Regions from separate parts of the Mus musculus genome. Here region 2 is linked to region 1. A link is a loop called in an ENCODE intact Hi-C map of the cell type or tissue named here. Cell type or tissue: left cerebral cortex. All regions are shown on one strand.

Evidence for each region. Peaks named below come from ENCODE experiments on the same cell type or tissue, not always from the same donor. Only the 100,000 strongest peaks of a DNase experiment are listed, where the experiment ranks them.
Region 2: a loop joins it to region 1, with 5 times the contacts of the local background. A loop is called at or near these places in 3 of 42 quality-filtered maps.

What each region holds. Positions count from the first base shown.
Region 1 is chr13:111,228,502-111,236,501 of GRCm38, reverse strand. 3110015C05Rik (RIKEN cDNA 3110015C05 gene) reads left to right here and starts at 7,071. Exons shown (of 3, transcript NR_045908.1): 1 at 7,071-7,560. In left cerebral cortex, no CTCF peak of the experiment used is centred here; DNase peaks (open chromatin) are centred at 584, 3,886 and 4,288; H3K27ac peaks cover 2,592 bases.
Region 2 is chr13:111,039,676-111,047,675 of GRCm38, reverse strand. No RefSeq gene overlaps it. Among named protein-coding and RNA genes, the nearest start is that of 4930526H09Rik, 140 kb to the right of the region's middle. In left cerebral cortex, no CTCF peak of the experiment used is centred here; a DNase peak (open chromatin) is centred at 3,017; H3K27ac peaks cover 2,438 bases.

The sequences.
Region 1 (8,000 bases):
AAACGATGAAGGCCAGAACCTAGAATCTGCACAAGACAGTTTGAGTCTTCTTTTCCTGGACCTAAACAATAGCGACAGAGTCACATGAGGACTCCCAGCTTATGAAATGGCTTAATCCCGAGTGAGCTTGGGGAAGGGATTGGAAGAGCAGAGAAGGCAGTTCAGATGGATGGAGCTGGTCTGACCTTTGAAGACAGCAAGACACTGCTTAAGTTTCTAATACTGTTGGATCAAGCTGTCAAAAACATTGGCACCACTGGAGAAAGAGGCTATTCTCTACAGCCTGTTTCTTCTCCCACGATTCCTGTGACATCCAAGGTTGACAATGGAACAATAGTTCACTACTCTAGAGAGATCCTTTGGAGAGCTACACCCTCCCTGGGAGAGCCACTTTGCAGAAGCCCTCCCAGCAGCCTTGGCTTAGCCGAAGCCCTCCCACTTGGCTTAGTAGCCTCTATCTTTCCACTGCAATGCAGGTCACAAAGCCCCGTGTGTGCTCTGGGAAGCCGCGGATGTGAGGGCAACTGAAGATCAATAGTGAACTGGGTTCAGTGCCAGGGATGGAACTTGACTCCCCATTCTTGTTCCAGAACTCAAGCATTTTGGCTCAGCTAGGGCCAGCCTGCTCCTGTTCATGGAGCTGTCATTTGGTTTTGGTCATTTATGCACCATTTGCTAACTGCTTATAATTCCTGGGCAATTTCGCTCAGTACATGGGAAACAAAGACAGCAAAACAAGGGGGCTGTTATGTTCTGCTCTGCTTTCGTCAGTGAATGAAATTGGCTGAACAGAGTACAAGCTTTCTTTTGCCGCATTGATTAATATTTTTTTTCCTGTATGACATAAACAATTTTAGGAAGAAAATGTGTGCTTGTGAGATAAGTGCAGGATGCCCTGTCTGTTTTTATAAGTATAACATTTATCCGTCTATTTTGGCAGGGAAATAGGTTAGAGTCTGAAAATTCACCATTCAGTCAACAAATCTGTGAACTGATACAAATCAACTGTCGCTGTCAGAGCTGCTGCTGTCCCACATTGGCTCTGGGTAATTAAAGAAATTGGGGGTCCCCTTGGCAGAAAAGACCCCGTGCTTGAGGACATGGCCTCTGTCTTCAGCACCTTCAGCTGGGTTCCTTTCTATAGTGTGTCAACCCCATCTGTGTAGAGGGGGGAAAGATCAGGTCATGCATTATGTCATTAAGTTAGACGCTTTCCTGACAACATAGGTCTTGAGCAGACAAGGAGAGAGCTCCTTCTAGGAACACAGCAAATGCAAAGATGTCACTATTTATTCTGAGGGAACACTACCAAAGCATGCTGGGTTCTTGTCCCAGAAGTTCCTCCATGCAGCTGGGCCAATCAAGCCTGCTGTGGGCTCTAGGAAGGCTTGCAAACTATAGGGAGAGGGTAAAGGAAGAACTCAGCACCTAGAGTGCTGGCTAAAATTAGGAGCCTTCACAGGTTATTCCAGTGGGCAGGTCTGGCTGCAGCCTGCTTTACACATGCACCCCACAGCTGTCTGCTGAGGAATAAGGCTTTCTAGTGTCTCCAGGTTGACATCCGTGGCCTCTCTGTAGCCTTCTGAGTATGACTGTAGCCCTGATCCCATTTTATTTTTTTCTTGAGCCAGACAGGCTCAGATTGCGATTATATTTTGGAGCCAGAAGGCTGGGAGGGCTATCTGGAGTCTTGGAGTCAGCTTTTTGTGGTTTCTTTATCGTGTAATTCTAGTAAACACAATCCATCAGCCTGTCTTACACAGGAAAGGGCATCATTTGTAGGCAGTCCTCAACTTATGAATGGCTTGTGTTCCAAAATTTGTTTGTGGTCAGTTGTTGGGGCTGTAGAGGCAGATCCCCATAGTAACAAATTTGCTGGAGAAAGTGGTAGTTATGACAGTCCAACTGATTGGTTGTTTCTTTCCTTCCCTGGCCCCTCTCTCTGTGCTGGGGATCTAACCTAGGGCCTTGAACATTCTAGATGTATTAGCATTTTCTCTGTTAATGTGATAAAATACCCTGGCCAAAACAGCTTTAGAGAGAAAGGGTTTATTTTGGCCTATATTTTCAGAAGTTTAGAATTCAGCATGGTGGTGAAGGAGAGAACAAGAGTAGGTGAGGCCAGGATGTAGAACCTCAAAGCCAGTTCCCAATGACTTACTTCATCCTGCAGTGTTCCATCATCTCTCAAAGGTTCCATTACATCCCCAAAGGGTGATATTGGTTGGGGACCAAATGCTCAAACATAAGAGTCTATAGGGGACATTTTACACCCAAACAGTGACACCAAGCAAGCCACCACCACTGAGTCTCAAGTGCCTGCCTTTTGCTTTACTTCCTCTCTGAGACAGGGTCTTTCAGGGTGGTGCAGGAAGGCTTCAAACTCTTCATCCTCCCCGAGTGCTGGAGTTATAGTCATGTGCCACCACCTGTAGTTTCCTTACTTGACTTCAGGGGAAAAAAATCAAGCCACTCTCTATTTTTAGATTGAATTGTATGAAACTAGCAAAATAGTTGAGTCACGATATTTTTCTACAGATGCAACCTGAAGTAGATTCTGTTTATCTTTCCACCGTCCTTCTCTACCCTCCAGTCTCCTTAAGTCTCTACCATTTTCGTTAGGTAAAATGTAGGCAAAGAATACAGACTTTGTAGAGAAGCAGGCATGCAAACGAGGGGAGTGTTAGCAGGTATGGACTTGCACGGCTTCTGAAGGTGAATGGGGTGCAGCAGGAAGGGGCCAGCAGATTCCAGACAAGCATCCCTACAAACGCCTTCAAGGTAATTTGGAGGAACTCTAGTCTGCCCTTTGTTGGAACTTGTCTTTGGGGGGGCAGGACAGAGACAGCTGCGGTGCTGTCAGGAGCAGGGTAGACAGCAGATGTGGGCTGCAGACCTCTGTAGTCATATGCATGGACTTGAGACAGTGGGGCGTGTGTGGGTGTGGTCAGCGAAAGTAACTGCATTGACAAGTGATGTGTGTGTCCTGTTATGAGTCAAGGGATAGGAATGTTGCTTTGTGTGCAGTGTGTTGCAATAGAAACAGAGGTGCAGTATGTCCTTTTCGTTTTGAAGGAAAGTCAGGCTATGTGGTTTCAGAGCTCAGGGTAAATGCTTGGCACACAGTATGTACATGGGAAGAGTTGCCTGGGAACCAAACAATGCCCATCAGTTTTCATCTGTTTGCTATGGAAAGATCAAATTTCAATTTTATGATTTTTCTTAAGGGGAATGTAGTAGATCTCAGAAAAGAAAATTATCCATTTGTGTTGGCTTGGACAATGATTACTTTAGGAGAAAGATATATTTATTTAGATAATGGTTTTCTTCATTATTTTAATGCTCATTGTCTATTTGATGTAAGAACTTTTCTATTTTCATTGGACTATGGCCTTCCTCCAGCAATGCATGTTCTTATCCCAATAGCACATAAATTAAAAGATTTTTTGCATTCAACATTCATCCATGGCAAACTAGCTGAGAGTTGGACTGCTCCAACTGGATTCCAGGTCAATTAGAGGTACCTCTGTATCGTACCGAACTTGGCTATCAGAGGACAACCGCACATTGACAGAGCAGATAATAGTGGAAACAGGATGTAAGGAACACAGAAGGTTCAGAGATTAGAGAGACTCTTTCCTTTTCCTCCTTGGCCAAGTCTAGGTAAATGAAACCATCGCAGGACACCTTTAGGAGCCTTCATGCAGTCCTGGTCACATCTTTCAAAAGGAGCAGATGTAGCAGCTAATGAGTGAGCACAGAGTTTAGGGAGCCCACAAACAGGTCTGATGGCTCTGCGGGCCGGTCGGTGGCAAGTGACTCTCATTATCCTTCTCCCTGCAGCAGAGCATCCTGATGCCATCTGTTGCCTGTTTTCAGAAGTGAGGTCAGTTCTGAGTCACTTTATGCAATTATGTAAATTCAGCTTCTGTAAATCGCAGGGAAGTACTGTTGCTGTCAATCATTTGTGAATGCCGTCTACTGGTGGGACCTCCGCCTCCGTGAGTTAACACTGTTCTTTCCATTGTTTAATGGATTTTTAGGAGGAAAGACTTGTAAGCATTTTTAAAAAATCATTTCCAAAACTTCCAAAGTTTTATGTAGTTTAAGAATAGCCTGGCATGATCTTTAAGTTTCTAATTTTGATTTGTTTCAAGTAAAGGTCTGTGAGCATGGTTCACTGGCTATTTCTAGACATAGCCAATCTGGCTTTAATTCTCTTTCTATATCCTGGCCCTAGCAGCATGCAGACACACAGTCCTGTCCACACTGTGACAGTGTTGGAGCCTTCCACTCCACTAGGAGAGTTGTCTTGCTTGTTTCCCCGTGGATGACCATGTCACTGACACAGCGCTAGATACAAACCGATCCACAACACATGATGGGATGCTGTGCTGCTGTCCTGTATTGAGATGTGTCCTGGGCTGGGCTGGGCAGGGACTGGGAGGAGACAGAGATGAGAAAAGCGTTCTCCTTAAGGCTGAATCAGACGGCATTGGTAGGTGGAGCATAGTGCCGTGACTCTTTCCAGTCTGAGTGGATAGACTGTGTTTGGGAGAATTAAAGGGTTATGGTAAATGGTAGCAAAATAGTAATTAACTAACAACGAAGTGGTAGTTGGTATAAAAACTATATATCCTGTGAACTTTACAGAAGCTCATAGGCAGATACCAAAGATAAATGCAGAGTTAGAGGAAGAACATTCAGGCATCACAGAGGATTTAGCTGTGCAGGTCACACAGTTCCAAGTGCCTGCTATGCACAGGCTCTTTTGTAAATGCCGGAACACACTGGCAAACAAGGGACAAGAACCCCTGAAGGTCACACATAGAGGATGAGGCCCCAAATCGCACATGTCAGCAGACAAACAAACCCACTTATGGATAAATATACACAGACAAATAACAAAAACAATTAAAATGATACCCTGCCAGACAGGAGCAGAGAGGTCTGCAGTTATGTTGATCTTGGAGACTAGAGAGTGGAATTGGATAGTTCTTACAGACATCTTCTCTGAAGGGGTTCCATGTAAAAAGACCCATGTTATCTGGAGGGATGGTTCTATGAGCATCTCAGGGAGTCATGTTCCAGGAGCAGAAAGAGACAGTAGAAAGCCCCGAGGCAGGCGCAAACTTGAAGTGTGCTCAGAGGAAGTTAGACATATGCAGTGGATGGATGAGTATAGGTTAGAGGAAGAACAAGGCAGGCGCAAACTTGAAGTGTGCTCAGAAGAAGTTAGACGTATGCAGTGGATGGATGAGTATAGGTTAGAGGAAGAAGAGGAAAAAGAGGAGATGGAGAAGGATGAGGATGTGGAAGAGGAGGAAGGGGAGGGGGAGGGAGAGGGGAGAAAGGTGTTAAATGACTTTCAGGGCTTTCCAGGTAATAATGATATGAAATAATGATATGAAAAGTGATTTGGTCTGTTGGGAATGATCTTTCAGATGTGCCAAGTTTGAAATGCCTACTGGATTCCAAGAGCTGATGTTGAGAAGACAATTAGATGTCCAAACCAGGAACTTAGAGGGGATGGTGAACTGGAGTCACATGTCTTGGGACCTAATGTATAAATGTCTCATAAAGCCGTGACTTCTGAGGGGATGAACCAGATAATGTAGATAGATAGATAGATAGATAGATAGATAGATAGATAGATAGATAGATAGATAGACAGATAGGAGACTGTCCTGGTGCACTCTTCCATATAGAAGTCAGAAGCAATAGGAGGAGCTTGCACAGGGGTCTTGGAAGTAGGTAACAGTAGTGAGAACGTGGAATCCAGGCATAGACTCAGGAACCCTGTCTAAAGAACAAAAGATTTAAGGCTAGCTTGGTAGTGTACACCTGCAATATCAGTACCTGGGAGGTAGAGGCAGGAGGATGAGGAGTTCCAGGTCACTCTTGGCTACATAGCAACTTCAAAGCTAGTTTGAGATACAGAAAATATCATTTCCTTCCTCTACCCACCATAGAATGAGGGACTTATGAACCCTGACAAATGCAGTGGCTAAAAAAGCAAGATGATCCAGGGCTGAGTGGAAATTCATATCTATCATCTATCTATCTATCTATCTATCTATCTATCTATCTATCTATCTATCTACCTACCTATTTATCTACCTATCTATCATCTTATGTATTTATCATCTATTTATCTACCTACCTATCTACCTACCTATCATCTTATGTATTTATCATCTACCTACCTACCTACCTACCTATCATCTTATGCATTTATTATCTATCTATCTATCTATCTATCTATCTATCTATCTATCTATCTATCTATCTATCTATCATCTATCTATCTATCTATCTATCTATCTATCTATCTATCTATCATCATGTATCTACATACCTATCACCTGCTATCTATTTTACATGCATGTAACATATATGCACATATATACTATATACATACACATGCAAACATTTGTGACATCACCAGAGCACTTCTGCTTCTTTAAAATGATTTTTTTGTAGACTTTTAAAAATTATTTTGTTTTGTAGGTCAGCAATGTTCTCGCTGTTGGAAAATAATTCAAGTAATCACACAGTCATAGGCCCCCTTCTACCTCCTACTTGTTGAAATGCCGAAGAGATTTGGGGGGACCACCTATTTTAATCAAGATTTTATTCCAATACCTAGCATATTAAGCATCTGCTCTTTATTAGTCTCTCTGCCAAGATTCATAGAACATACGGACTCTTTTTTCCTGCTAGAAGCCAAGTATGATAACTATCCAGAACGAGAATCATCTTAGAATTTTGGAAAGAACATGGTTGAAAGGGCCAGAGTATCTGAAATAATCTGGTATAATGACAATAAAAAAAGAACACATGGTTTCAAACTTAGCAGATCACTGACACCAATCCCAGCTCCGTAGCTTGCCACTTGATCTCACACGAGCCTGCGGGATGCTTTCTAGCCTATAGAGTGGAATAAATATTATCACTTATTCTTTCCTTCTGGAGGGGAACAGAGCCCCCCCCCCACCTGAAATCGTGTGGCTAGAGATTATCCCAGCCAGAGAGTCAGGACCAGAACTCCTGACTTAATTTCCTATCTTGCTCTTTTCCATCTCTTTTCAAGGAGCCACCATGCCCACGTGTAGTGTAGTTTGTTTCTGCATTTTCTTTTACACCATAGTGTGCTCTTGTGAGGTCCTTGCTGGGATTAGCCCAAGACACACATCCTATCTATGTATTGCTTCATCTTCACCTGCCATGCTTTCTATCCCAACAACTCATAGGATTACAGAGTCACATCACTGAAGCATCTGGCTGCTCTCGCTCTTACATGTTTCTCTGTCTCTGTCTCTGTCTCTGTCTCTGTCTCTGTCTCTGTCTCCCTCCTTCCTCTCTCTCTCTCTCTCTCTGTCTCTCTCTCTCTCTCTCTGTGCATGGGAGAGGTTTGGCACTCCTGTACTCTTCTATTTTCTAGCCCCACTCCGGATCCCTGGGGTGGTCTCTGATGGAGTGGAGGCAGCCTGGGCATGGAGGGGAGGCGTGCCTGATGTGGGTCCAGCCGGTCCCCCATGTGCTCTGACCCCCTTTGAGGTAAGTGGAGCCACATTTCTTTCCTGGCAGCTGCAGAGACCAAGCGTCAGAAAAGGGCTTTGAAGTTTCCCAAGGAGGAAAGACATTCTATAAAGAGAAGGGCTCATGATTGTTTCCTGACTTCAGTGCGTTAGCAATGGTCTGCTGAATTTTGGAGAGCAGCAGTGGCCTTCACATTTAATTGTTTTGATTCCTTTTTAATAATAAAAAACCCTCTTAGTTAATATGATTGGAAAAACAAGCTAAAAACAATAGGAACAAATGTCAGAGCTGCTCAAATATCTGTTTGTAAATCAGATGGTGAATAAAGGCACCTAAAAGAAAAAAAAATCCCTAAACTTGGTATCATTAACTTTGTTACAACATGCAATATAAGTTTAGGATTATCAAATTTACTGAAATACATTTTCAATATATGCTTAGAATTTATTTTCATCTCC
Region 2 (8,000 bases), 190 kb after region 1:
ACAAATGTGCAGATCGAATATATAGCAAAGAAATGAAAGGAGAGGGAGCCGATCCTCAGGTCAGTATGGCCAGACAAGATGCCACTACCCTCTTTGGTTTGAGGGGGTACTCACAAATTTCCAGCATGTTCCAGGGCTCCAGGTTGGGTGCCATCTATGACCCTCCCTGTCTCAGGGGATCAGTGGTGGATATTGGTCTATGAGGGCAAAGGAAGCAGAGGTGACGGATGGTGGAGGTTCAGAAGGCCAGTGAGTAGGTACAGAGATGATGACACTGGGACCAGCTGTGGGGAGTCAGATCAACTTTACTTGGGAATGATCAAGACTTATATAGTTTGGAGTAGGGTGTCAGAATATCCAGGATGAGCAAAGGTCATTGGTTGAAGGCTTACAGTACCGAGATGCCTCATTAGCATAAAGAGGCATTTCTGGAATCTCAGGTGCTAGCTGAACAGGCTATTAGCAGGAGAAAGGAAATCGAAGCTGTTATCTAACTAAGGCTATGTGACATTCTGCAGGAAGAGGTGTGTGTGGGTTTTTGAATTCCCCAGGCAAGGTCAGAGAAGGGGCAGCCCTGCTAGTGAAGGAAGTCCATCATTTTTGGCCAAGACCAGAAGGCTATATGGCAATGGTAAACTTCGACCTTATTTAGCATGGTTTTCTGACAGGCTATAAGGCTCTTCTGGTGGGGAGTTTCATTTATAAGAAATATATTTTAGATTCTTTAATTTGTGAAAAGAGATTACTTACTTTTGCTTTTGACAACGAGGCTTTAAGTTTTATGTAATAGAGAGTAAGTCACATATAGAACCTAGAACCAGAATCTTTAAAACAATTATCATTTATGTTTTGAGATTATAATTACCTCGGTTTCTGCAGTCCAAGCAGTTTCTGCAATCCAAGCCCTCTTCTATACTCATTGTCCTCTTTCAGATTCTTGGCTTTTTAAAACTGTAAGTGTTGGGGTGTGTGTGTGCGTGTGTGTGTGTGCGTGTGTGCATGTATATACAGGGCTGACCATTTACTTTTAGGTAACCAGTTAGCGTGTTCTTCTCTGGGAAAGACTCTTTCTCCCACTCTCGGCATTCCTTAGTTGCCTGTAGTTTGTTGTGTAAAGTTGAAGCGTACTGTTTTTTTCCTATCTGCTTTAGCATGTCTATTGCTGTTGTCCCTGTCCAGCTCACGTGTAGACAGCGTGTTGATGAGACTTTACGGATGTAACTTCTGATATTCCTAAGAGATGCAATCTCACAGCAAACTCCCTGATCCTCTGGCTTTTACAGTGTTTTCTCTCCTTCTTCCACAGTGTCCCCTGAACCTTTGTACAGGAGCTGTTTCACTTAGTTCAATAAGACAGTCTTCCTCCCACAGGTCTACTTGGATAAAATAAATATATATCAGTGGCTCTTAACCTATGGGTACTGGCCCCTGAGGGGATCTAACCACCCTTTCACAGGGGTCACCTAAGACTATTGGAAAACACAGATATTTACATTCTGATTCATAACAATAGCAAAATTACAGCTACAATGGTTGGGGGGGGTCACACGAGATGTAGAACTGTACTAAAGGGTCACAGTGTTAGGAAGGTTGAGAACTGATGCTATGCACCCAGCCCTTCCCTATGACTGTCCTGTCTGTCTTTGCTAGTTGAGCTAATAGCATGCATGAGTGTCTTGCAGTTTCTTGGAAGACAGGCATGAAATCACTTACCTTTCTGCTGTGATGGGCTAATAAAAATAGGCTTCCTCACAATGGGTCCGATTCTTCTGGAGAAGAAATTCTTCATGGAATCTGAAAAGTCAGGCCAATGTGGTTTGTGTCCCTATTGCTTTCCTGCAGACTATGTTAAGACCACTCAGAAGGTTTCATGCCAGTAAAGGTGCGCCTTCACTTTTTGGCATCCACAATAGGGTCTGGGTTTGGTAACTGTATATGGGATAGATCTCCAGGTGGGACACTATTGTGGATGCCAAGAAGTGCATGCTGAAAGGAGCCTGAAATAGCTGTCTCCTGAGAGGCCCTGCCAGAGCCTTACAAATACAGAGGCAGATGCTCACAGCCAACCATTGGACTGAGCATGGGGTCCCCAATGGAGGAGTTAGAGAAAGGACTGAAGGAGCTGAAGGGTTTGCAACCCCATAGGAAGAACAGCAATCTCAACCAAACAGAAGTCCCCACTCCCCTAACCCCAGAACTCCCAGGGACTAAACCACCAACCAAAGAGTACACAAGGAGGGACTCAAGGCGTCAGCAGCACATGTAGCAGAGGATGGCCTTGTCAGGTATCAATGGGAGGAGATGCCCTTGGTCCTATGAAGGCTCTATAGATGCCCCGCTGTAGGAGAATCGAGGACAAGGAGTTGACAGTGGGTGGGTGGGTGGAGGAACACCCTTATAGAAGCAGGGGGAGGGACGATTGGATAGAGGGTTTCCAGGAGGGGGGAACTGGGAGAGGGGGTAATATTTAAAATGTAAATAAAGAAAATATCCAATAAAAAAGATACACTTTCACTTGATATCTCGGTGAACTATGAGTCCTAGAAAAGGAACCCAGCCATCGTCACTTGTAAGTCATAGCCCAGCCAGGGCCAGCACAGGCAGCTCTTTGGCTCTCTTCCCCATTTCCTATGGCCCAGGAGGTTCACCTTTTGGGCTGAGTTTGGCTATAGCTCTTGTTCATGTTGCTTCCTTATCTTCTATCAAATTAAAATCGCTTTGTTTCTTTCTTACTTAAAAATTATTAATAAACTTGGCTGGCATTCAACCAAGATAAGCAGCCAGGATGAGTTTATGTTTAAGTTTGGGGGCCTATAATTTTTGTCTCTGAGCACACTGGACTGACATCTCCCTGGAGGGGTGGGTCTTCCATATGCATGATCGTATAAATAGCGAGGCTTTGTAATATGGGGGTGCAGCAGCCTCAAAATAGCTAAGCTGGAAGATGTTATGATAATGCTATTTTTTTTTTAGCCTCATGCATCTGTGTGGAGGGAACAACATCTTATTATGTGTACATAATGTGCTCACCAAGTGCCTAGCAGACGGCAGTTGGCTTTGCTTGGAGAGCAAGGCTGATGACAAGCCTCCGCACACGGTTACCCAGAGAAGCATAAATTAGACCTGGAGTCACAGTGCTGGGGAAGCAAGATAACATCCTGGGAACGGTTCAGCCTGAGAGCTGGTGTGCTGTGCAGTGAGAAAGAGGGAGAAAACGAAGTGGAGAGGCTACGTGCCAAATGGCTCAGGTCTGCAGAGCACGCTTCTATCATCCAAGGCTGGTCCTTTGTTAGTCCTAGACCCTTTATCTCTTAAAAACTTCCTACCCAGTTAAAAATCAACTCCTAATTGAGTGGACTTGTTTGGAAGAGGATAGAGTCCAGCCATGAGAAAAATAGAGTGTGTTTGAATAGAACACAGAAGCCAAAGTAAAGATTTTGAAATAATAGATTGCTGCTTGGAATGGAAGGGTGTGTGTGTGTGTGTGTGTGAGGGGGGGGGATCATTACATTAATACCATCTTGGCAACTCTTCCAAATCCTGCAGGTAAATTTTACTCTTTGTGTATTATTTACTAATAAAATAGCATGCTAAGTTCTACCCATTGTGTGCTATTTATGAATAAAATAACACGCTGAGTTTCATTAGCCGAATACCTTGTCCATTTCTCACTGTACCCCTTTTGTAATTAATCCTATGTTATTGGTGACACCGTTTTGGTTAGAAGAGTTTTATCTCTTCCTTTTACATGCACCACACACCACATCCTCCCCAAGGTGCAGGAGTGACATCTCACATTGAAATTTGAGACTGTAACCTAAAACCCAAACCCAGGAAGGAAACCACATGCCACAAAACAGACCTTTCTTCAGTGTGGCCAAGGCTTGATCTCCTGAGGATCCAGGTCATAAGGTCATAGAGTCATCATTGAATCTAGAAGGGAGAAGTGCTTGTCCCCACTACAACCTTGAATTGAGTCATGCCAATGGGGCTGAGTTTTAAACAGTAGCATCAGCCCCAGAGCCCAATGGCTCACATAACTGCTGACCCTGGTCATGGAAATCAAAAGTTAGAAGAGCAAAGTGAGAGTATCTGCGCCTCAGCAGTGGTGTGAGCATGGGGAGAGGTGATTTAAGGAAGCTAAGGTTATTGCCTCCATTTTAATAGGAAGCCCAATCAGGTCCTGGCTGTTTAATGTAGACATGTTTTTAACGATCAAAGTATAAACATGTCACCTACGAAATAAACACTAATCTTTATTACAGACGTCAGTTCAGCTCTGGAAACTCCAGTTGTGAGTTTAGCAGGAGAGAATGACTTCTGCTTTTCATGAGGCTAATTCCTCTGAAATTTTATAAGGAAAAAACTTTTCAGGAAAATATTTTTTTATTTATTTGATTTCTCTACAATAATATGCTCAGAGTCCAGGAAGCACCCAACTGTATTCTGCATTGTGAACTATGAATTCTCATAGTTCTGAAATTCTCATGAATTCTGAAAAGGTACAGGAAATACCATAAAATTTGTCCAGGATTCCAATTATGCTAAAATATTTCCAGGGTATTTTAAATCCTATATAGTCATGGGGTTTTTTGTTGTTGTTGTTGTTGTTTAAATTAAAGCATTTGGCTTATGTGGTCATATGAATGATTTTATCATAGAGAAATCAAGGCCTTATTCTTGAAAATGAGCCAAAACTTGGCTTTTGGAATTTGGGACTTGTAATAATTTCAGGAGGTTGTTTTAACCCTTTTTATACTGCAATGCCTGAGTAGTCACATTTCATAAGTTCATACCATATGTTTTTCCAGCTTCATTAGTAAGCATAAAGAAAATTGAAAACAAGAGAAATTTTTTTTTCTGAAGGAAAGTAAATAGGCATGTGAGGCATACATGCAGAAAGGTCATGGCAGCTGTTCACACTCTGACAAGGATGCATCCAATGCACCCCAAGCTGAAGAAGCTGTCAGAAGTTGCAGGGCCTCACTGTCATCTAGACTCATCACGGTAACACAGTGGGGGAAGCTGGCTGGCTCCTGTAGCTGCCTGGATTCTATCTCCTCCTTGATACATGAAAATTTATCCAAAGATGAAGAAACACCACGATGACAACCTACATAGAGGTTTCTTTACAAACTTTCAGCATGGTTATTGTATGCATTGGAAGTAGCCATTTCTAAGAATACATGCACTAGATGGAAGCCTATACGATGTACAAGAATCCAGGTTTTCTCCTTTTTCAACAGCACTGCACTTTAAACACCTAGCACAGAAGATTATGGTTCATACCTGACACTTACAAACTCTAAGCATAGTAATGTGGCAATTGGTCTAGGAGTGGGTTTCTAACCAATTACAGGGAAAGTTGTATCCCCAGCGTTAGAAAGGAATGTCTTTCTCCCATTCTTGAGCCATTGCTCAAGGACAGATAGCTATGTGATACCTGTGGTTATCTCTCCTCAGATATGGGAAATGCCTATCTGGGACACAGAGGCTAATGAGCCATGAACTGATGGCAGTACTAGATCCCTTACATTCCAGAGACAAGGCTGTTTTCCATTCTCAAAATCCTATTTTACTTGGATTTATTTCTCTTGCTTATAATTGAAAAGGTACTTACAGAACCCCTGAGAAAATGTTTTCCTCGTGTTCTGTGGTGTCTCTTGACACTTACACTCTGATGTCACTCATAGGCCACAGTTTGGATGCATGCAGAAGAGTGCAGTTTAAGATTGACAACAACAGGTCTAAGAAAAACACAAAGGACAGTGTGTCAGAAATGGAACTCTGAATTGATGCTTTGGGGTTTTAGAGCAGAGGTCGATAATTGGAAACAAGTGTAATTCAGAGAGGCTTTATGCAGGAAATGGACTTGGCCTTGGCTAAGCAGCATCAGTGGAAAAAATGTCCTGAGGAAAGAAGATACTGTACGTGAAGAGAAGAAGAGAAAAAGCACCACATGAGATGCAAGTGAGATGTAAGGAAAATGATGCCCTGGGTGGAAGGGTGGGGCTGCATTTGGGACTAAACACCAGGCAACTGAGTAATATTTGCTGTGAAAGGAAATAACCTGTTGAAAGCTTTAGTCAGGGATGCACCTGATAAAAAGGATGTGCCATATATTAGTGCTTCTAGCTTGGAGGGAATGAGGAATGAAGAGGCAGTTGCCACAGTTCAGCACTGTTAGAGATAGTGAGATCAGTGTAAAGACATCATGTATATTTTATATATATAATAAAATATAATATAGAACATGTAACATATACACAAATACAACATATAACATACAATATGCAACATGCAACATGTAAAACATAACATGTAACTTACAAAAATATATAAATATACTACATAATAATATACATAATACAATAATATACATAATAATGTCATATATTATTTAATACACATAATATTATATTAAATATATTATATAATAACATACATGCATATTATATAATGTATGATCTATGATATATACATGATATAATTAAATAGTAAACATTAAATTTTATATACTGAATATCATATATCATGTATCATATATAAAATGGGATATATGATATATACATTTAATCCATGAGAATTTATTGAAAGAATTAAGAAGTAAGCTTGAACAGTTACTTCCAAGTGATGAATTCTTTATGTGGGGACATATTCTTGAGTGTGTGGAGTCTGGATTATTACAAGGGCGTTTGGAAGGCTGCATTATGGAGACACAGGAAGGTGCATTTGGAGGCCTGCACTGTGTAGGTATGGAGAGTACAGGGCACAAGGCAGGAGAGAAGGAGAGCTGGATTCAGACTATACAGAGAGAGGCAGCCAGAGAAGCTGGAGACAAACAGTGGCCAGAAAGTTGGCCAAGTGAGAAGTCTAGGAAAACGATATCAAATGTTATGTAGATTGCTTAGACCCATTGTACTATTTGACTTAAAATGATATTTCAAAAGGTTTGCATTTGTCCTTAATTTACGGCTACAGTTCTTTTATAAAAATGAATCTTGTTGATGGCTGTGGTGGCACATACATGTTATCCCTGCCCTCAGGAGGCTGAGGCAGGAGAATGACCAATTAGAAGCCAGAATGGGTATATGGAAAGACATTATATTAATCATTCAAACAAACAAACAAAAACCCAAAATGCAGTCAGTTACAAATTATTCTGAAATATAGGTCATATAAGGAAATATGGGTTCTTGATAATGTGTCTTTATAAAATTTTCAGAATATCTATGGCCTACTAATATCTAGTGGTGGTCAATGACTTTATTTTTGATCTATTTCTGTATTTTTACTGTAATAATACAGTAAATTCTAAATTTTAGTTTATGTTTCAGTGCATTTGTTTTTATTGTATTTGGTGCTTGGTTAAATTTGGTGTTGATGAGGGGAACGTCTACAATTCGGTTCCTCTATCCTTTCAATAAAACCTATTCTCTCTCATACCTCCCTCATGGCAGCCTCTGTTACATGTTTAAATTCACCTCATGTGAATTTCGATTAGACCTAGAACCAATGTTCTCTCATAAGTATTCAGTTGTTTTTGATAGCCATCATGGCCACAGCCACAGTGTCCACTAGGAAGCTGTCTGCTGGTAGATCATAGAATAAGCTGTGTCTATATGTGAGTGAAACAAAAATGTTAGCTGTGAATATGTGCTATTATTTATAATCCAAATACGGTTAGAGTATTTGATGGCATATTTGGCTATTTTCCTTCCTGCTTAAAGTCTTTATTATAAGTAATATTTTCATGATTAATGCTTTCTGGTTGACATTTGTAAACCACATATTGATAGGATAATGCTACGTTCTGGCCCTGAGTATCCTCAGTCCGGTACTTGTATTCACCTGTGTTTGAGGGAGAAATATATATTACAAACCACAAAGAATTGGGCCTGTAGGTGTATCTCAGCCATAGACCATTACCCTTCCATGTGAAGCCCTGTTATGTGAAGCATACCTCAAAGAAAAGAACCAAACAGTCTTTAGGAGAATCC